2 separate regions of the Mus musculus genome follow, and region 2 is linked to region 1. Evidence: chromatin loops called from intact Hi-C (ENCODE). Cell type or tissue: left cerebral cortex. All regions are shown on one strand. Each heading gives the region's core, and the rest is flanking DNA. Links, peaks and the distances in the headings are about the cores only. Region 1 holds the start of Trap1 (TNF receptor-associated protein 1). Region 2 overlaps Adcy9 (adenylate cyclase 9).

The links. A loop is a pair of places that touch in the nucleus more often than their neighbours do. Peaks named below come from ENCODE experiments on the same cell type or tissue, not always from the same donor. Only the 100,000 strongest peaks of a DNase experiment are listed, where the experiment ranks them.
Region 2: it touches region 1 in a loop (6-fold over the local background); 27 of 42 quality-filtered maps call a loop at or near these places.

Annotation. Positions count from the first base shown.
Region 1 is chr16:4,074,067-4,084,697 of GRCm38, forward strand. Trap1 (TNF receptor-associated protein 1) reads right to left here and starts at 3,744. Exons shown (of 18, transcript NM_026508.2): 1 at 3,627-3,744. The coding sequence starts at 3,714. Crebbp (CREB binding protein) reads right to left here. Exons shown (of 31, transcript NM_001025432.1): 31 at 9,982-10,631. The coding sequence ends at 9,982. In left cerebral cortex, for the core only: no CTCF peak of the experiment used is centred there; DNase peaks (open chromatin) are centred at 3,767 and 4,464; H3K4me3 peaks cover 1,536 bases; H3K27ac peaks cover 1,125 bases.
Region 2 is chr16:4,285,245-4,295,875 of GRCm38, forward strand. Adcy9 (adenylate cyclase 9) reads right to left here. Exons shown (of 11, transcript NM_009624.3): 10 at 9,419-9,460; 11 at 1-3,845. The coding sequence ends at 2,654. Among named protein-coding and RNA genes, the nearest start is that of Gm36359, 6.3 kb to the left of the region's middle. In left cerebral cortex, for the core only: a CTCF peak has its summit at 4,504 (motif pointing left); a DNase peak (open chromatin) is centred at 4,477.

The sequences.
Region 1 (10,631 bases), core at 2,236-6,235:
AATTGTGGATGAGATATGAGCTCTCAGCTGCCTCTCGGCACCATGGCTGCCTGTCACCAAGCTCCTTACCATGATTGCTATGGACCTGTAACTGAGCCTATCCTCTCTATGAAGGGAGCCAGGGACAGATGAGCAAACTTCCTGCTGCTGGTGTGTGTGCCGTGGGGATGGCCAGTTAAGACAAACCAGAACTAAGACAAAGGTCTAGCCACCAGTGCTACTTCAACAGCAAAAGTCACAATACAGTAGAAGAGATGGGGTGTGCTTTATTTTGAAGATAAAAGCAGAAGACACAGTAAACAATACGGATGAGACGAAAAATTCTGCCATGGCAAGCCCAGCTGCAAAGGAGTGTGCAGACACACAGGCTGCATTGCATGATTCTCCGGTGTCGCCCAACCTTCCCCCTCCCCCCTTCCCTTCTCCCTCTTGCTCTGGCCCACTTGCTCCAGCCCATAGGTTTTTCATTTGTGAGCCACCATGTGGTTGACCTCTGGAAGAGCAGTCAGTGCTCTTAACTGCTGAGCCATTTCACCAGCCTCTTCTCCCGTATATTTGTAAAATATATCCATCAAAAAAGGTGGTGCATACCTTTAATCTCAGCGCAGAGGCAGAGAGGCAGAGGTAGGTGGATCTGAGTTCAAGGCCAGCCTGGTCTACAGAGTGAGTTCCAGGACATCCAGAGCTACACAGAGAAACCCTGTCTAAAAACAACAAACCAAAACAAACCAAACAAAAAAATCTTTGGAAAACAAAGGGGGGGGGGGCAGAACCAGATACCAGATTTGATTCCAGGTTAGCTTAACTGTCTAAAGAATAAACCAACAACTTAATATATGTGCCTGAATCAGACACTAAACACACCATCTGCATAGTATCAGTCTTCACGTTTCCCCCACACCCTAAATGAAAAGCCACAAAAACCTCAACGGCAGGCAGGCCACAGTCTCTTGTTAAAGTGCTGGGTGGCTTGGGACTTACACAGTAGCACTGATAATGTGACTGTGATATTGCAGACATGCATGTGTACACACACACACACACACACACCTAGTGCCCATGTTCCCCCCTAGCCACAACCACATCCCTTTTCCACAGGAACTGTTAAGAGTTGGCTCAGGGCCTCCCGTGTTGTCCTCCCAAGCCTGTCCTGTCCACTATTCACAGTAGCCTCTCCCATTCACCACTCACTCTCCTATCTATACGGCTCATTCCAGTGCTGGTTTAGGGCATTCCTTAATAAACTTGTTAAGATATAATTAACTTTACTGAATTACAACAGAGACAAGCTTTTCATCTCATAAGCCAATGCATCTATTACAAAAGCAGATTTTTCTCCAGCCTGAGACTGGTTCTGGGCACCCTGCAGAAGCTTCTTAGTTGAGCTTTCAAGAGGAGGAAAAAAAATCACCCGGAACCACTCAAGCGAGCAAGGGGTGAAAACACATGAGCTGTGAACTTCTACTTCAAAAAGATCACCCACCTTCCCTACAGATCTGTAACTGTCCGTACTAGAGCTCTGCTCATAATGGTAACTCACAGGCAAGCAGTGTTCTAAGTTGTGAGATATGCTGGCTGTTTTTCTGCAATTCTTGTTGGGTTTCAGTCCCTGGCACAAGAGACTGAGGTACATATTTTACACACTAAAGCAGACCTGGCCTCTAGATTCTCTCAGTATCTCACTCCCTACCTGGCATACCCTGCCCCTAATCCTAAACTTTCCAGCCCAGGGGCTGGGCTGCCCTTCCTCTAGACGTTCCTTCTTATATAATCTAGACATTTTGATGTGTGTCTCGCTCTGTCTCTTTCTCTGCCCCCTACACACACACACACCCCTTCCCAAGGCAACTTTCCTGGCCTTGGTCCTTGGGGTCAGTGAACTCGAGAGAGCAGCTTCCCAATAGACCTGCCTTTACTATAATCTAATCTGGTTTATCTCACTGGCTGTGGAGATATAACCTATCAATTACAAATGTCAGACCATCTCCAATTTACAGAAGACACAGGTGAGAGCTAGTTACATGGAGTGCCACTTCCTGTCTGGCCTTCTAGTTGTATCCTACCTTGACAAGTTTATTATAGATGGCAAGCATGAACTTAGGAGCATCAGCAAAGACAGAAATCAGGGAAGCTCTGGAGAAACAATGAGTCAAACAACCAATTGACCAATCAACCAACAGCACGGGGTTCTTGATAGCTGATACTTCCCAGAAGGAACACAAGGAAGCAGGCTGAAATCTTTAATGAAGTGGCAATCTCTCCAATAGGAAATGGATACTATGTATGTATTTTCTCCACCTAAGACCCAGGGAGAATTAGTGCCACCACAGCAGCAGGCAAAGTCGGTGAAAAGGAGCACCAATGTTGCAAATAAAAAACTTGAGCTAGACTCCAGAGTCAACTTTGGGAACAGACTGAGCAAACCAGCCAAGGTTGAGAAGGTGTTTGCAGAACATGATGCAAAGATACACAAGAAATCAGAGAAGATACGGATCCACTGTTAAGTAAAACCAGCTTCTCTGTAGATAGAAATCACAAGAGATGTCTTCTACACAGAGCTCTTTTTTTTTTTAGTATTCTCCGTGGCACTGGGGACCAATTCAGGGCCTATGCAAGCCAAGCACAAACTGCCTTTGGGGGCTCTTTTTTTGTTGTTTTGGTTTGAGACATACTCAAATGTTGGAAAAGATACTATGGGTAAATCAGTTTTGCTACTAGAGGACACATATACAGACAAAAGTATTTTGAGCACCAGGCACTGTGGCACACTTTAATCCTACCACTCTGGGGAGCAGAGGCAGATGAATCTCTGTGAGTTTGTGACCACCCTGGCCAGGCGGAACATATATGGTGAAACCCTGTCACCCTCCCCACACCCAATAAAAAACTGAGGTGAAGTTTGGCAGATTAGCTAATACAGAAATAAAAGGGCAAATTCTGAAACCGAAAACATGTTCCTAAAGATTTAAGCAATCGCTCACTCAAATCTGTTAAACACTGTAACGATATTTGTGGCCAAGAGAACATTTAGTGGAGGATGAGAGCGACAAAACTTCGGAAAGCCATTGGGAAGCTATGTTTATGCGAAACATAAATGTAATGAATGCCAGAAGCTTTAATATTCTTTCGCAGTTAATTCTTGACTTGAGCCCTTTTATGTAAAAATAGCTGTAAATACGTATAATTTAAGTGTATGTAACGCTAACATCTTCACTGTTACATGAGTGCGGGGTGGGAAAGTATAGATTAAGGTTATTCTCTCTCCTTTCCTTTCTCTTTCAATTCCAGGGATCAAACACGCGGAGTTCACTGGCTCCCTGAAGTCCTGGGTAACCGTTGGTTTTGCTCACCGTAGTTACCCCAGGGCTTGACTTCTGCGAGAGCTGAGCTTGTGAACAGCCGCGTGCAACGAACTTGTCAACCCAAGCGCGGGAGCGTCTGCAATCAGGACTACCAGGGACTGACGAGAGCAGGCTGTGGCTGCCCGTGACTCGGCTCCCCAAAAGCGACCACAAGGTCCTACTCCCCGCCCCACTTAGCAGCTCCGGCGCAGTGCGGCCTCCCGCCGGTCTAAGAGTGTGCACACAGCCTCAGACGCCGCCTCTGCGCTCTCGTGCCGCGCTCACCTCGCCGAACTCCAGCCAGCGCGGGGGCCCGCAGTACAGTCTGCAGCCCGCGGCCCCACAGCAACACAGCTCGCAGCTCGCACGCCATGCTTCCTTTCCCAAGTGTGGCTAACAGCCTAACAGAGTGATGAGGGGGCCTTCCGCGGGGGCGGCTCAGTGACGTCATGGCGCGCGACGGGCTGTCCAAGGCGTTGCCTGTGCGAGAACGGGAACGCAGCAAACCGCAGCGCGGGGGCCCTGAAGACTGTACTTTTTGACCTTGGATCTCAGTGACAAGGTCGCTGATCCCTTGCATTGTGCGTGTGAGGGTTATAGTGTCCCCGGCCCGCGGTGCTGGCGGTCCCTAGGCGGGAGCATCCCATTCTCGAGATGGCACTACCCAGCTGGAGTGTGGATCCACTGAAAAACTCTTACAGCAATGCCAAAACCTACACTTTGACAAATTTTAGGTTTGACTGTTATTCGCCAAAACGTGAGCTCAGTAACCAACACCTTTGGACTTACCCGTTTATTGTGACTTTCTCCCTACTGGAAGCTTGTTTGGGGATCCAGGCCACAAACCTTGTCTCTAAAGTTTTTTTTTTTTTTTTTTTTTTTGTTTTTTTGTTTTTTTGTTTTTGTTTTTCGAGACAGGGTTTCTCTGTATAGCCCTGGCTGTCCTGGAACTCACTTTGTAGACCAGGCTGGCCTCGAACTCAGAAATCCACCTGCCTCTGCCTCCCAAGTGCTGGGATTAAAGGCTTGCACCACCACGCCCGGCCCTCTAAAGTTTAATCCAAACTCCAGCCGCCTCCAGAGCAGGTCGCTTGTCCCGGTCCTAACCTCAGAGTAAGGCCCAGCGAGGACCTTTCTGACAGGTTCTCGCTTGATTCTGACACACACCAGATACATTTTCCTATGATCAGATTTTACTAAAACATTAGAGCGATTATCTAGCTTGTTAGCAGACACTAGTAGCAAGAGCAGTTAATTCCTGGATCCAGAATAGACTTGAAGTTTTGGTATAGGGAATGTTTAGTTACTGTTCTAGGTTGACAAGGATTGCTCCCACATTGACTTTATAGATGGAAAATAGATAAGAATGGGCAGATATGAGGCCAAACTTTAATACAGGCTCTGTATTTAAAGTGCCTGTTGCCCTGATAACCCCAAGAAATTGACAGAGCACTGTGTGCCTGTGATCTCAGTGCTGGGGAGACAGAAACAAGAGAATCCTTGGGTTTTGCTAGCCAACCAATCTGATTCTGATGTCCCATGTTCAGTAAAAGGCCATGTTTCAATATAAGGTGGAGAGAGCACCTGAACACCTCACAATTCCTACCCCTAACCCCCAGCCAGTTCTGCTCCTGCTGGGCCCACATCCTCCACAACCAGCCCCACCCCTGCTCCCTAGTGTCTTTTTCCATGGTCACCCTTAGATCCTCACAGTTCTAGCTTCTGCCCCCAGGTTCTGTATTACCTCCTCTAATCTGCCTGAGTCCCAGTCATCACACAGAATAGCTTCTCTTGATACTAATCCTCGAGGTTTCATTCTTTTAATTCTCCATTCTGGAATCATCTCTTCAGTCAGAAATGACATACTCAGCCGGGCGTGGTGGTGCAACACCTTTAATCCCAGCACTCGGGAGGCAGAGGCAGGCAGATTTCTGAGTTCGAGGCCAGCCTGGTCTACAAAGTGAGTTCCAGGACAGCCAAGGCTATACAGAGAAACCCTGTCTCGGAAAAAACAAACAAACAAACAAACAAACAAACAAACCAGAAATGACATACTCATCTGTAGAACTCTTCTGTAGATATGGCTTGAGAATATTAAGAAAGGAGAAGTGACATTTAGTAAAGGAAGGGGAATCTGGGCTTTAGTTAAGAATGGGGATGTAGGTTCTGCCCAGTATAAACTTCTTACATTCCAGGGAAACCAACTCTATCTAGGCCCACCTGTGGCCCACCAGGAAACCAGTTTGGAACCCATGCATTACCAAGGGAAATGACATCCCACAAAATTCCAAGGGCCATTTACACTCTAGCACAAACTGTAGTGGTTGCCTAACAGTGGTCCACTTCAGATACCTCTTAACATCTGACCCTTGATCTGCCTGGTTCCACTTCTCAGATTGAAACTTGTAATACTTCCTTCAATGTTCACTCCAGGAGTGAGTGTGGAAAGTTAAAAGTTATCTTGTTAGTGGCCCACACTTGTGCCAAGGACTGAGAAGTTCTGGGCAATGTTTGAGATAATAAAGGAATCTTGGCAGCAAGAGGGAAAAATACCCACAAGAGATGACAGGAACTGTCAGTCACGCCTCCCCCCTCCCCCCTGTCCCCACTGGTTGCATTCAGTGGACTTTCACAGATCTGTGTGCCCAGATTCTCACTGTAACTTGGAACGTTCCATATCCTTCAAGGAGCCTCTCTCCCTAATTCCATAGATAAACCTACACATACTGAAAATGTAAGTTTCCTTGTGGCAAGAGCCACAGAATACAAGATGAAATACCTAAAGGCCATTTCAGTTTCCAAGCCTCTAGTAATGTATAATTTTTTGAATTTTGTAGAGTGGACAAAGTGTAGTCTGCTTGGCTCAATTCTGTGGATAGCTAGGCTTACTTGACTCCCTCTGAATTTTTGTTTAGTGAAAAGTGAATTGTCAAAGATTTCATAAATCTTTTATCCCAGTAGGTTTTTTTTTTCTTTAAAAGATTTCATGTATGTCAGTACACTGTAGCTGTCTTCAGACACACCAGAAGAGGGTATTGGATCCCCATTACAGATGGTTGTGAGCCACCATGTGGATGCTGGGAATTGAACTCAGGACCTTTGGAAGAGCAGTCAGTGCTCTTAACCACTGAGCCATCTCTCCAGCTCCATAATCTATAAACACTGAACATGATGAAAGCAATGTTTTAGACAATATAGACCAGCTGCAGTCCACATTCACTCACCAAAATTCCCCGAGGGCCTATTTTTAGTTTTGGCTTTGCACCATTTCTTTATTATCTGATCCTTATTTTCCCCACCCTGTGCCTAGAATGTGCAACAGAAATTAAACACGACCAGTGCAATAAAACACATCGGGCTTCTCTGTATCTTCAGTCAGATGGGCAGGCAGACTATTTTTAACCCTACAATTCCCCAGGCTTGCTTCAACGTCTAGACAGACCTGCTTCCCTGTATACTGTTCTGTATTTCCTGGTATCACAGTGGCCACCAACACACAATCAGCTTAATTAGAAGTGTATATCCCCTTTCGTTTTTAAATACCAGCTTATTTTGTCATGCATCAACAATCTAGTTGATTCAAAACCCATCCTTACCACTTCCCCATAAGATAATTCTCTCCCTATGTAACTCTGACATTTCCTATGTACATCAGGAAGGCCTTAAACCCACCTGCCTCTGGCTCTTCTCTGATGAAAGGTGTGGGCTACCACACCATGCTAGCCCCATTTAATAGAAACCAAAACATCTTTGCACTCCAACAATGTAGGAAAACAGCATGTTATCTGTGAATGTAATATTCAGTTCCTAAATGCTAGTGTTTCTTAGAGCCTCAAATGAATTTAAGTATACTAGGATCTTCAGTCACTGACTGGTAGTTGAGCTAAGGCTAAGGGGACCATTAGCCAATCGGAACCATCTTTGAATCCAAGCAGTTTTACCAGCTTTTATTATAAACACCAGCACATTTCAAGTTCCCTCTTTTTGATCACAAATATAGGACTTTTTTCTTTTCCTCTTAAGTATACAGCATGAGACACAGTGTCTGGGCACTCCAGCTCTTACAGAAATTTCCTTAGGACAAAATAGGGATAATATCCACAGCCCACTCTCAGCCACATCCTTTGACATCCAAATGGACAATTGCATAGGATGCAGAGTCCAAGGAGGTTGGTACAAAGCTTTGAATTTCAGGATAGCCTGAAAAGGATGTCCCCAGTGCCCACATTAAAAGGCTACACATTGTCAAGTGCCACCTCCTGAGTGGGGCTGAGAGCAGCTCCTCTGAGGCTCCAGTTCCTCTTCTTGTTTGAACACATGGCTTGGGACTTCCCAATTGGCAGCAAAGGGAATTCTGAAGAGAGCCAAAATGTGCAAGGACCCATCAAGTTGAGCAAAGACGAGCATCACCTCTGGAGGACTTGGGACAGGGCTTAGTTGGGGATGTTAGAGGATGGTCTATTCCTTACCTGGTCTTATCCACAGCATTAAATTTCAAGATTCAAAATTCTACATTGAAAACTCTAATCTCGAATAGCTTCAAGTTTAGACTTCCAAGCACTGGGAATTTTGAAAATACTTTTGTGAACTTAAAAGGCCAAAAGGAAGGCTATTTGGGTCATGATTTCTAAATTTAGCAGCCCCCCACCCCCATCTAGACCACTCTTTTGTTGGAAGACAGGTATTTAAAAAAAAAAATTCCCTGGGAGCAGCAGACTAGGGGTAACAGTCCCCCGTCAGTGGTCCTCCTCTGAGAGTGACATTTACAGTATTCAGGAGCTACCATCCCCTGCTCAGGAAGGTACCTGTAACTCCATGACTCCATGAGTGGGTAAGACCATCAAGTAGCAGCCCCCAGGGTGGCACCAGGCCTGCAAGGCCCTAATGAGGCCACATGGGGCAGGCTGAACTTTTGGGGAGGGGAGGTCAGGAACCACCTCAAGTCCCTGGAGCACCCTTTGCATTGATTGTGGGATCTGGGTAGAGAAGGGGGGTCTGAAAAAAAAAGGCAGGAGCCCTCCCCACAGGGGCAGCTGACCAACAAAGAGGAGGACAGGAAGAGTGGGCTGGAGGCAAAGAGCTGTTTCTGACCCAGTGGTGATAGTCCTTCCTGGCATGGGTGACATTCACCTGTGAGTACTAAATATGCAAGGTGGTCCTGAGCTGCCCCTCACTGTCTGTGCAAGGAGCTCCCCTTTCCTCCCTCAGTGGCCACAGTCTGGGACAGTGCTCAGCTGCCACTTGCACTGCAGCTATGACTGTAGCCCCAATCTCTCCACTCTGAGCAAACAATCAGAACCATGTCTTACAAAGAACAGACTCCAAAAATATATATAAATAAATAAAAACCTTAAACATTCTTACAGGGATCTTAAAGAACAGAATACATGTTAAAAACTTCAGTAATTTATATCAATTTTAAGCGATACTTTATATACAATGGGGAAAAAAACACATGCATAGTCCAAATACAATGTTGAAAACAGCATTTTCATAACAAAAAAAAAAAAACCCCGAACACTAAGTGTTAATACCATGTACATGAATTCAAGAAGGACCACCCTTTTTGTCTGTTGCACACAGTTTATTTAACAATATGATATAAGAAATGAGTTGGTACGTTACCATTCTATACAGTGATTGAATCTTCTTGAATTTTCTTATTTATAGTAATTATAGCGCTTGCATGATTTACACTAGAATTGCTTTTCCTCATTTCAAGTTTCACATAGAAGAAAGAAAAGAATGCTTCTTCTCTATTAACATTAGCATGGTCTAAGAGAGTGATCATCCCTATTTTTGTCTAAAACCAGTTTTATCAGAGAAACAAAGCAACAATTTCTACATCTGCAAGACAAGAGGTTGGCTTAAGCCAGCATGTATAGATAGATGTGTGTGGGTGTGTACATGTGTGCACGCCGGAGTCAATTCCTATCATCCAGGGGTAATACTTGGAGATGCCCACAGAGTTCACTATAGAAAAAAATCTTCCCGCAACATCAGCTCGTTATCGGGACACATTATAAGATGCATTATTTCTGGAACCAGTTTCTGAGTATTATTTTTCTTCTCACTTTTAAACATAAATGTTTAAGTCTTGAAAATACAAATAAAAAATATGAATATAATGAACTTGTTTTTCCCGTTAAAAAAAGGCATGAGTCACCAGCAATGACGACAAAAAGTCCAAACAACCCCCCACCCCCAAAACAAAACAGAAAAAAATAAAAATAAAAAAGAGAGAGAGAGAGAGAGAGAAAAAAAAAGCTGAGAGAGAGAGACACCAGATATTTAAACCAACTGGTTTTTAACAAAAAAATATATTCTTTGTATTGTTTCTTTAAACATCAGTCTGCCCTTCCACACTTGGGAGTCACAGTCCCATCTAGGCTTAATAAAAAGAGCCCAAATGCCTGAATTTTCAGTACAAAAAGTCCAAAAACATGAAAGGGGAGGGGGAGGAGAAAAACAAAACAAAACAAAAAAACAAACAAAACAAAAACCCAAAACAACAACAAAAAAAAGAAAAACAAAAACAAAAAAACCCAAAAAACAAACAAAAGAAAAAAAGAAAAAAAAAAAACCCAAACCCCCAAAACAAAAAAACAAAACAAAACAAATACCCAATGCTCTCATAATGCTACAAACCCTCCACAAACTTTTCTAGTGTGTCTCCCGTGGTATCACCAACCAGGGACAGTTCACTGGACAGTGCGCTCCTGTTGGGGGTATTCAGCTGGGGGAGCATTGCACTCTGTTCAGGGTTCCCCAGGTGTCCCTGATCCATGGAGCTGGCCATGGTGACTGCGAGTCCAGGGTGAGGGGAACCAGTCTGGGGTGAAACATGGTGTGGTGAAGGCTGGGGTTGTATCCGTGGTGACGGGCTGGAATGTGGAGGTTGGGATTGGGGCCGTGGAGACTGCACAGGGGCTGGAGATCGCACCTGGTTACTAAGGGATGTGGCGATCTGCTGGCCAGGGAGATGTGAGGCCTGTGGCTGTCCTGAGAGCATGTGCTGCTGGGGGCTCATGGGGTTCGGCTGGCCTGGTGACCCAATTTGTTGCTTCATCTGCTGCTGCTGCAGAATCCGTTGCTGCAGGGCCTGCTGGATATTAGGGGTGCTGTCTGCCCCTAGCCCAGGCTGCCCCATCTGGCCAAGTTGTCCCATTGGAGCAGCCATCTGGCCCATGGAGCTGCCCTGGATGGGGAGGTGCTGTTGCATGCGTTGCTGCTGCATGGCTGGGGCATAACCTCCAGGTCCTTGTGGCTGCTGGAACTGGCTGTGTCCCG
Region 2 (10,631 bases), core at 2,136-6,135, 210 kb after region 1:
CACATCTGTGGGGCTCGTCAAGCTGTTTGAGGGTTTATAACCGACGAGCACTCTACGTTCATTTGTGTGGGATAAAATTATGTGTGCTTGATCATACAGATGTATAAAACTGATCTGTGCTGGGGCCAAGAAGGAAAGAGCAATTGCAATGCAAAGCAACTATTTACACACATTCAATTCTGAAGTATTGCTTCCTGCCCTAGGTTCCTAAGAAGTACTGCCACCTGATGGACACTCCAGTCCACTGCCTGGAAGCCCAACTGTCTCTAGCAACAGCTGTTTGTTCAATGCCAACAGACCAAGCTGCACGGCAGGTGTGCTGCAGAGATCCTGTGGTTCTGTGTTGAGGTATGCTTAGGGGCAGGGAGCTGGAAAGGCCCCAAGGGGCCTTGCACCCTGAAAGAAGAATGTCTGCACTGGTTCTTCAGGAAGGCTCAGGGTGTTGAAGACCACTGCACTTTGTATGAACTGCCCTTCAGCTAGGGCTCCATTTGCACGATGCAGAACTGGGTCATCCGCTCAAGGTTAGTGATTCTCTCCAGTTGGTTTGGAGGTCTAGAGTTGGGGAGTGGGCTGGGAAAGACTCACAGATACCTTTGTAACAGAGAAAGAAAGAGTTTGAGAGGGAAGGTGTGAGAAGAGATGAACTTGACAGAGCACATCTTGAACCAAGATTGCAAAAACCCCGGCCACTAGCTAGCTCCTCCAAGTGATGCAGCCTGGAGGTGGAGGACAACCTAATACTCGGTCAGTTGAGCACACCTGAATACTGACAGGAGACCCCAGCATGCCCTACATCCCTAGCACAAGGAAAGAATCAGGTAGTGTTCTTAAGAAAAGAAAATCTGTGGCATTGTACAGGAATACATTCTTTAGAAGCAAGAGGTATTGTCACAACTTATCTGTTCTTCTAGTTGGAAGACCAACAGGGAGCCAACTGGGACAGGAAATCTTCCAGTCACTAAGAATACTCTGGGTCCTGGCATGGCTTTGCTGCATGGGTGGCCATCCCAGGTGTCTCTGGGGAAGTAGCTGACTAAAGCTAAGATGTCACCTTGCTAGCATAAGCAGGTTCTGTCCATCTTCAGGGAGGAGTGAAAACCGGGCTTAACTCAGATGTGAAAGCTATACAGTGAAGTTTACCAGTGAAAGAACACACCACACACAGGGCATGGCATGAAGACCTCCAATAGGCACAGAGATGGTCTTCAGTTGTCTCATGAGCTACACATCAGCATGACCTGGAAAAATGATGGTGGCGGGGCAGCTGTAGCTTGAGCTCCTTCCAGCATCAACTTGAGATTCATCATGGAAGAACACAATTTAATTACAAGCAAGGTTAGCAGCCAGGAACTCAAATTTCATCTGTGACAGGCTGTCTGCATTTCCTTTGGCAAAACAGATGGCTCTGTCCCTCGGTGCCCCGTAAGAAACCCCCTTCAAGAGTTTGAATTGACCAACAGAATTAAATCCCACCACAAGCCAGCCCGTGCAGTCCAACAGTGGGTGGAACGGACAAAAGGTTTGCAGAATCCCACCTGGCGCCGAGCCAGTTTTACTCTGGATCCCCACAAGAGGGAACAGCACCCTGGGTGGCACCATGGGCCACAGTGGATGAGACATGAAACATAGAGGGACATCTTGTCATTGGTCGGCTGTGTCCTTTGCAAACTGCCCTGCCCACTCCCTGACTGCTTCCCTCCACCAAAACTACCCAGTGCCCCCTCCCCATAATACACATGTTTTGATAAATAAATAAATAAATAAATAAATGCATCCTCAGATGGTTAAACATCTCCCTCAAATGGGTCAGCTTCTGAGACAAACATCTTCACTCTTGGCTGGAAGACCCTTCTGTGTGGGGTCGGGATGAAAACACGGCTTTGAGATTCCTGAGGCCTGGTTTGTAAGCTTTGTGTCTGGTGAGCATATGAAATCTTGGCCTGCGTGCAGATGAGCCCCTGAAACTGCCCAGTGTTGGAGGCGGAGAAGCCCATTTGTGGGCCACAGGAATGTGGGCCCAGGTACCCTAGAGATGCCAGGAGGGGGCTTGCTTCCAGCCCTGCTCCCTTCTATAGCCCCTCCCCCAGATGAGTTTACTGGCACTTTATGTCAGATTCATAAATGCAAGTATGTGTGCGTGGATGTGCTTAGAAAGGCCAAGTGACTGAAAAATACTATTACACATATAGAAAAAATAAACTGGAAAACACTGTATGAGAAAAAAAAAACTTGTGAGAAAAGGCAATAAAAATGGTATTTTAACCACAGCTTTTTTTTTTCCTTTTTTTTTTTTTTTTCTTAAAGAAGTCAAATAATCCCCAGGGCCATGATTCCACCAGTGGCCTCAGCCCCAGACGCAAGGCCAGACCCTGAAGGCACTTGAATCCCTCCACGCTGCTGACTGGATCCCCTGGCTGGGCTGGGGGCAGGCTTCCAGGAAAAGGCTTCCAGGAACGCAAGTAAAGGAAAACCGAAATGGGTGGAAATGAACCCTGAATAACTGTGCTCCACACAGAGATTCGGGCTGAAATGACCACGTGACACCACATCTGGGGACAGAAACTGAGGTGCTAGATAGCACAACAGCCTATCGACACAGATGTTACTGTGTTTGGACACGCAGAGCACCTTGGCAGCTCTCGGCGCTGCCTCACACACTCTTTGAGACATTGAGCTTGCTGAGTTCACTGGCCTCTTCTACTCCTATGTCTTCACAGCTGTCCTTTTCTATGGCTTTGCCAAATGGAAACCTTTCCTCTGCTTTGACTGGCTCTCTCCAGGACCTCTTAGAGGACAGGCGAGCTTCCTTAGCCTGTGTGCTATCATCAGATCCCAGGGAAGCCTTGTCCGAATACTGAACGGAAGGCACCAAGTTGGCAATCTCATCTGTGGGAGACCGCCCAATGCTGCCGTCCACCTGGACTCGGATGTCTGGGGAGATGGACAGCTGGTGCTGGGGAACCACTCCATTGTCCGTGCACTTTGGGTAAAGGTAGGTCTTCATCTGCCCTTTCCCCTTGACATTCACGGTCCCTCGGTAGTCAAAGTCATAACCCATCTTGCTCAGCACACGGTAGCTCTCTTCGCTCACCTGGATACGGCACTCCACACCAGTGGTGTCCATCCTGCTGGCGATGTTGACGGTGTCCCCCCAGATGTCATACAGCAGCTTGGTGGTACCTATGACACCTGCTGTGAGGGGTCCGTGGTTAAAGCCGACCCTGAGCTTGAAGTTGAACCATAACATATTGTTGTTGAAGTCATCCACCACGCGCATCATCTCCTTGGCGAACTCGAAGAGGATACGCAGATGCTCCTGTGGGTGGCCACCCTCCTGACACTGGGCCGTGTTCAGCCCTGAGGCTGCCATGTATGTGGCCCCGATGGTCTTGATCTTCTCGATGCTATTATAGTCCGGCTTGCTCAAGAGCTCATCGAAGTCACCGATCAGCTCGTTGAGGACACGGTAGCACTCCTTGCCCCCCTCATAGTTCTCCTCATAGAATTCACTGAAGTTGACAATGCTGGCAAAGATGACTCCCCCGCTGTCATGGTTCTTGGAGTAGGTCTGAGAGACCTTGAGCTGCTCAGCCACATGGTAGGGGATGATGTTCCGCAGTAGCCAGTCAGCCTGGTCTCTCATGCTCTGGATCTTGGTGCGGTGTAGGTCGGCCTCCACATCCCCATGGTAGTGCAGCCGGTAGCTGACCTCGAACTCCCGGTTCAGGAACCAGACCAAGAGGAGCAGGAGGAAGAAGGTGAGGATAAGCTCCTTGCCTATGAGGCTGGCCGGCCTCCTGCCGTCCTGCAGCACTGAGCTGTTGCATGGGTTCCTCTGGGCACTGCAGAGCAGAGAGATGAGACATGACACAGTGCCAAGCCTACACTGAGAATGTGCACTCTGCCCAGTGTGGCCTAGCAGTACCCTCAACCCATGCGGCCAGAAAGCAGCCTGGCTGTTTTGCAGGCTTCACGGGTGCTTTTGGTTTATTCATATTTAATTTGATTTCTTGTCTTATGCAGCCAAGGCTGGCCTTGAACTTGCTATGCAGCTGGAGGTGGGCCTGGAATTTATCCTCCTGCCTCCATACCCACATACTAGAATGACAAGCCTGGACCACTAGGCCCAGCTGTAACTGCTTTTTAGAAAAATGCATTAGATTTTTAAAACAAAAACAACGAACAACAAACCTTTCTTTCTCCTCAACTATTTCTTTTAGAAAATCTCAACTTTATGGAAACATTAAATTTCATAAAACTTGGATGTGCTTCATCTGGGTTTTACAATTTTTAAATTGCCTCTCTGCTTCCTCTCAACACATCTATGGAGACACATGTGACATACAAAGACATACTGACACATGCAAATACTTTTCCCTGGGCTGGAGAGATGGCTCAGCTGTTAAGAGCACTGACTACTTTTCAAGAGGTTTTGAATTCAATTCCCAGCAACCACATCTTGGCTTACAGCCATCTGTAATGAGATCTGGTGCCCTCTTCTGGCCTGTAGGCATATATGCAGGCAGACTATTGTATACATAATAAATAAATCTAAAAAAACAAAACAAAACAAACCCTCCACAACCCCCCCAAAAAAACCAAATACTTTTTCCTAAACATTTCAAAAGTAAGTTGCTGGGCTATCTTAGTGTCTCTCCTAAGATACAGACATGTCCCTTAGTGATCACAGAATCATTACTGAGTCCAAGAAACTGAATATTCTGATAGATTTTATTCTTAGGTTTCTAAACAACAGACATCATTTTGCAAAGACCTTTTTATACTTTATTTATTCTCTACTTATATGAAACTTCACAAAACACACTCCCCATTTCTAGGTAGTTCAGATTCACCAAAGTTATTTAAGACAATCTTAACATTTTCAAAAAGAAATATGAGATGTATACATTTAAGATATGATTATATATATATATACACACAAACATACATACATAATATATGCACATGGTAAGAAAGTCAGGCAGCATAAGGAACAGAATAGTCTTTCCTTCAGGGTAACAAATGCAGCTATTTTCTCATGGCTATAGAGTAATCTAATATATGGATGACCACACTCATGCTGAGTAGTTATGATGAGAAATGATGTTTCAAAGAACATTCCTACCCTCATCTTGGCATACAGTGGGATTATTGAATCATTTTAAATATAGGGCATTTAGAATTTAACTAGAAATTCCCAAGAAACCCTTGTAAGGGCTAGAGACTGAGCCCAGAGCCTTGAGCAAGGAGAAAAGCATTCTCTAAGCCTTCAAACTGTTGCAGGTCACACCTCCCATTCCCAGATAACTGAACTTACACCCAGCTGCGCTGTTCTCTGGTAAGCAGATGCCACTGATGGGCCCTGCAGCTGAAACCCGAGATTAGCATCGGCAGCTACCATGTTTTGTTTTGGTTTGGTTTGGTTTTGGTTTTTCTTCTTAAGGCAGGATCTTATGTAGCACAGGTTGGCCTGAATTTACTATATAGCTAAGGGTAACCTTGAATTTCTAATTCTCCTGCCTCCACTTTCCAAGTGCAGGATCATAAGCGTACATCACCATACTTGCTCAGTTTTTTCCTCTGTAAAAATACTGCATACTCAATCATAGAAAATTTAGGGGAGAAGTAGAATTAAAAATATGATTTCTCTCCTGTCCTGCTTCCCGGAGTCTGTTTATGTTAACATTTGAACTTCCTTCTTCCTTCCCTGTATCCCTTTCTTGCCGCCCCCTTCTATTTTTAACAGAGTTTTGACTGTTGAGTTCCTATAAGTTTTATATGTTAATGCATTTCTAAATTTCCCAAGGTAGGTTGTTAGATTTTATATGATAGAATTGTTCACTATGTAAAGATAAATGGATATAAAACTGATATGTCTTCAGGTGAGATCTAGGACACAGAAGCCTTAATTCCTTAGCTACAGTATTTAATTGAAGTCGTATTGTTACCTTTGACATAAGGGTATTTTAAAATAATGGATGTCACAAGGCCTTGTGGCACACATCTGTCATTCTAGAATTTGGAGGTAGAGACCTTAAGAGTTTAAGGTTGGCCAGCACTCGGGAGGCAGAGGCAGTTGGATTTCTGAGTTCAAGGCCAGCCTGGTCTACAAAGTGAGTTCCAGGACAGCCAGGGCTACACAGAGAAACCCTATCTCGAAAAACCAAAAAAAAAAAAAAAGGAGCTTAAGGTTGGGCTGGAGAGATGGCTCGGCAGATAAGAGCACTGACTGCTCTTCCAAAGGTCCTGAGTTCAAATCCCAGCAACCACATGGTGACTCACAACCACCGGTAATGAGATCTGACGCCCTCTTTTGGAGTATCTGAAGACAGATACAGTGTACTTACATATAATAAATAAATAAATTAATCTTTTTAAAAAATCTCTTTAGAAAAAGAGTTTAAGGTTACCCTTGAGTACACAGCAAGTTCAAGGCCAGCCTGGGCTACATAATATTTTATCTCAAAAAAAAAAAAAAAGGGAAGAAATGAACTTGAGGTCATTGAGACACTCCCTAAAACACCACCATAAAAGCCGAGAGATTGGGATGGTCCCTAAGCCACTCTAGCAGGGCAACTGGGGACTTTGGAGGCCTTGGTTTCCTCACTTGTAAAGCATGGAGACAGCTGGGACATGGCCAGGTTCCTTCTCTCTTCAGGTTTAGGGTAGCTGTGTCAGCTCTGGAGGGGAGGTTAGCATCCTCAGAGAGGCCTGGGTTGATACAGGAAGCTGGGATGGGGAGGGGTTCCACCATCCCTGGATGGCAGCAGTCCATGGTACGGCGGCTGCTTGCACAGGCAATGCAGGTTTTGCTGACCACCAGCTTTCCCTGATCTTCCTATGTGGCCTGCTATTAGAAGCTTGGAGCCACCTGTCTTCACTGAGGTCCTCTAGGGCCATTCTAGCTCACTGGGCCAAATGCTTCCCTTTGCTGATTCTGGTGTCCTCTCCCTGTAATATGCTGAAGCCTGGAATCCAGCAAGGCTGGACCTGAGACCTGACACAGGTTTTCTAGCCCAGTGGTTGGGAAACAGGACAGAGTTCTCTATCGTAGGACATTCCATGTTTATTTCACTTACAGCATTGAAACAAATGTAATACCTACCAATCACAAATGCTAAGCAAAGTGAACACTTTGTTTAACTGACTAAAACATGTTTCACTCCAGCCTGAGGTTCTCTGGCTCCCCCCAACCCCCACCCCCAGACAGGGTTTCTCTGTGTAGCCCTGGCTGTCCTGAAACTCACTCTGTAGATCAGGCTGGCCTCGAACTCAGAGATCTATCTGCCTCTGCCTGGCTTTTAAGCCGAGTTGTACAGAGGTTCTGGGCTGGGGAGAAACCAATTGTATCTCCTGTGAGCATGGCTTGCTGGGTCCCAATATTGTGACATTGAGGACCAGCCCTTTTTAGTAAGTTTCCTGAGGGACTAAACTTAGGTCAACAGGTTTGGTAGCAAGCATGTACTAAGCATTCTCATTGGCCTATACCTTAAAAAACCCAAACCCAAACCAAACCCCAACCGAAACAACTTTATTATTATGAGTGTGTGTGATTGGTGAATGCAGACACCCAGAAATGTGTCCGTGGAGTCAGTTCTCATTGTGCCGGAAGAAGCAAGCCACTTGGCCCTGTATTTTGTTTTATTAAGACGGGATCTTGTGTTGCTCAAGCTGTCTTGGAATTAACTGACTATGTAGCTGAGGATGAACTTGAACCTTTGAACCCCTTGCCCTCACTGCCCAAGTGTGGGATTATGGGATATGCCACCACACCCAGCAACTCTAAGACAGGTGGACAAGAGCATCCAATCCAGTTGTACATTTAAACAGCAAAGGCCAGTTTCCAAGAAGAGGACTGTTGGCCAGCTTGTACCCTGGTGAGTGACCCCAGGGCCTCGTGTCATGTAAGGACTCCACTACCGAGCGAGTGAGCAATCGAGCGGTTCCCAGTTCTTTCAGTTTTCCTTTTCACTCTGAGATGGCATCTCCAAGAAAGTGTTCAAGGCCAGCCTTGACCAAGCTCACCCTGCACTGGACTCACGCAGGCCCTGGATGTACGATTCTACTCTCATAGCCAAGATTACAGGCCCATACCTTCACACTCAGTCCAAAAGAGGAGTCTGAGATGGGTAAATGTAAGAGTAACTGAATCCTGGGGCATCCAACTGTGGATGGAAGCTAAAGTAAAACACATTAAGATCTATTATCATGCAAAAGAGGTACTTGAAATAGCAGACAGACAAAGAGAAAGCCAGGGCCACCTTTCAGCCCTAACCAGCAAGGTTTGGTACCTATAACCGTTGGGATCTATCAGGGCTGTATATACAGTGCCATACTCTATAGCCTAGGCTGACCTCAAACTCACTGCAATCCCCTTGCCTCAGGCTGCAGAGTACAGGCTTACAGGCTTGATGGCCATGGCTGGCATCGGGTCCTGCTTAAGCTCAGCTAAAAGATCAGTGGGGACACCTGCAGCTTGTGCAGTGCCTGACTGTGATTCCCAGGAACAGGGGGATGTGGGAATCTGTAATCAATTTTGTGTGCTTCACCTGTGTGGGCTTTATGTTCTATGAATGTTTTTCTGTCCCTTCCAATATGTCAGTCAGTTTTTTTAAGTGGATCTATTTACTATTGATAAGACTGGAAAATTATCTGTCTTAAGAGGCATGGAAATGAATTTTTTTTAGCTTTTATGGTTTAATTTGTATTTTTGTGGCATGTGTGTGCATACAGAAGCATGTGTGGCTGCAGATCTGCATGTACACAGCACACATAATTGTTATCTCTTACCCTTCAATTTATTTTAAATTTACTTTTTAAAGTAAGGGTTATTTAGTTTAAAATTTCAAAATATTTATTTTTTTAATTCAAATATTTATTATCTCAAATTTCTAGCCAGATAGTAGTGTCTTATATAATTAAACTACTTATTGATCATTACCGTCTGTCTGTGTGTGATGGGTGTAAGGATGAATGCTGAGGGGCATTGTGATGGTCAGAGGGCAACTGTTGACTGGGTCCTTTCCAACTTCTCTTACATGGGCGCTGGGGATCAAATTCAGGTTGCTAGACTCTTACAGCAAGCATCTTTAACAGCTAAGACATTTTGGCTACTCCAGGTCAAAATATTTTAGATAATAAAATATTTTCTTTGAGATATTTCCTGTTGCATAAAATTAAACTAACTCTAGTATATGTCTAATGAGTAATCACCTTCCCAGTATGAAACAACTGTGATCGGATACTTTAATATGCAGTTATTGTTTGCTTTCTCAACCTGTATGTGCACGCGCATGTGCGCGTGCAAGCAAATACACACACACACACACACACACACACACACACACAAGCATGCATGCATGCATGCATGTACATGCGTATTTTCGGGAGATAAGGCCCCAGGTTGGAAACTCACCTGAAATTCTGTGCTGAGTCCAAGGGGGACATCACAATGGAACTGGAAAGAAAATGAATAAAGTATTACAGGAAATAAAAAGGCATTATTAAAAGCAACTCAAGAAGAGTTCACGTAACTTCCCTTTTGGGTGACATGAGGTAAATATTTGGTCATGATCCTCTGAAACCATAAGCCCAACTCAGCACTTTCTTCTATAAGCTGCCTGGGGAATTTTATCCCAGCAACACAAGGCTGGTGAACACCTTCTCTTTTGTAAAAGGTGAATCTATTATTATTATTATTATTATTATTATTATTATTATTAAATAGATTCAGGCTTTTGTTTACTACCTGGCAACCACTGCCCTGCTAGTCCCAGCTACAACTGGGACTGGGCTGTACCTCTGAGAACCCTCCATGTAGAAGGGGTCTTGGTAAGGTTCATCTATTAGTTCCTGCCAAAATCTGTTTGAATTGTAGCAGGGAGGTAGATGGGAGGCCCCTACTTCACTCCTCTAGATCCAAGAGGGGAACCCAAAGCTCTGACCATGTCACCATGAAGGGCTCACAAGGCACCCGAAGGTAAAAGCTGTTAATGAATTCCACACTCTTTGTATAAAGCACTGTGATGACCCTGAGTCCAGATGTCCCACAATGGCAGGAGAAGGTCGTGCATTTCACTCAGTGTAATTGCTTGTCACAGCTTTTCCTCGGACACTGAACTGCAGCTCTAATTCAGATTCCCCTTTGATCTTGCTTTGCAGAGAACTCGACTGTTTCACATTGCTATGAATCCAGGCAGGAGATTGAGGACAGTCACCTTGTTGCTCCCTAATCACCAATACGCTGTGATTCCCACAGACTCTTGATACTGCTGATAAAGCATTTGGTAAAGCCGTGGTCCTCGGGGACACCCATGCCAGAATGTTAGATATCTGGCAAAGTACAATGGAGAACTGTCCCTGTCACTGTGTAACACCCTGCTCACCTGCTTTCTGGCTTTATGAACATGTGGCTCTCCACTGCAGCTGGGAAGCACCTGTCTAAGCTACAGGAAAGGCCTGATACTTAAATGTTTGTTACACAAACAGAAGCTTAATTGGTTTAAGAGATAGGAACTATTAACAAAATACTGTATACATTCTGCTACCCAAGTTTCTATTCTGTTTCTAACTGCATGTTTAGTTGACAAAGAGTAAAAGCCTCAAAGCTGTTTGCTGGCATAACAGTT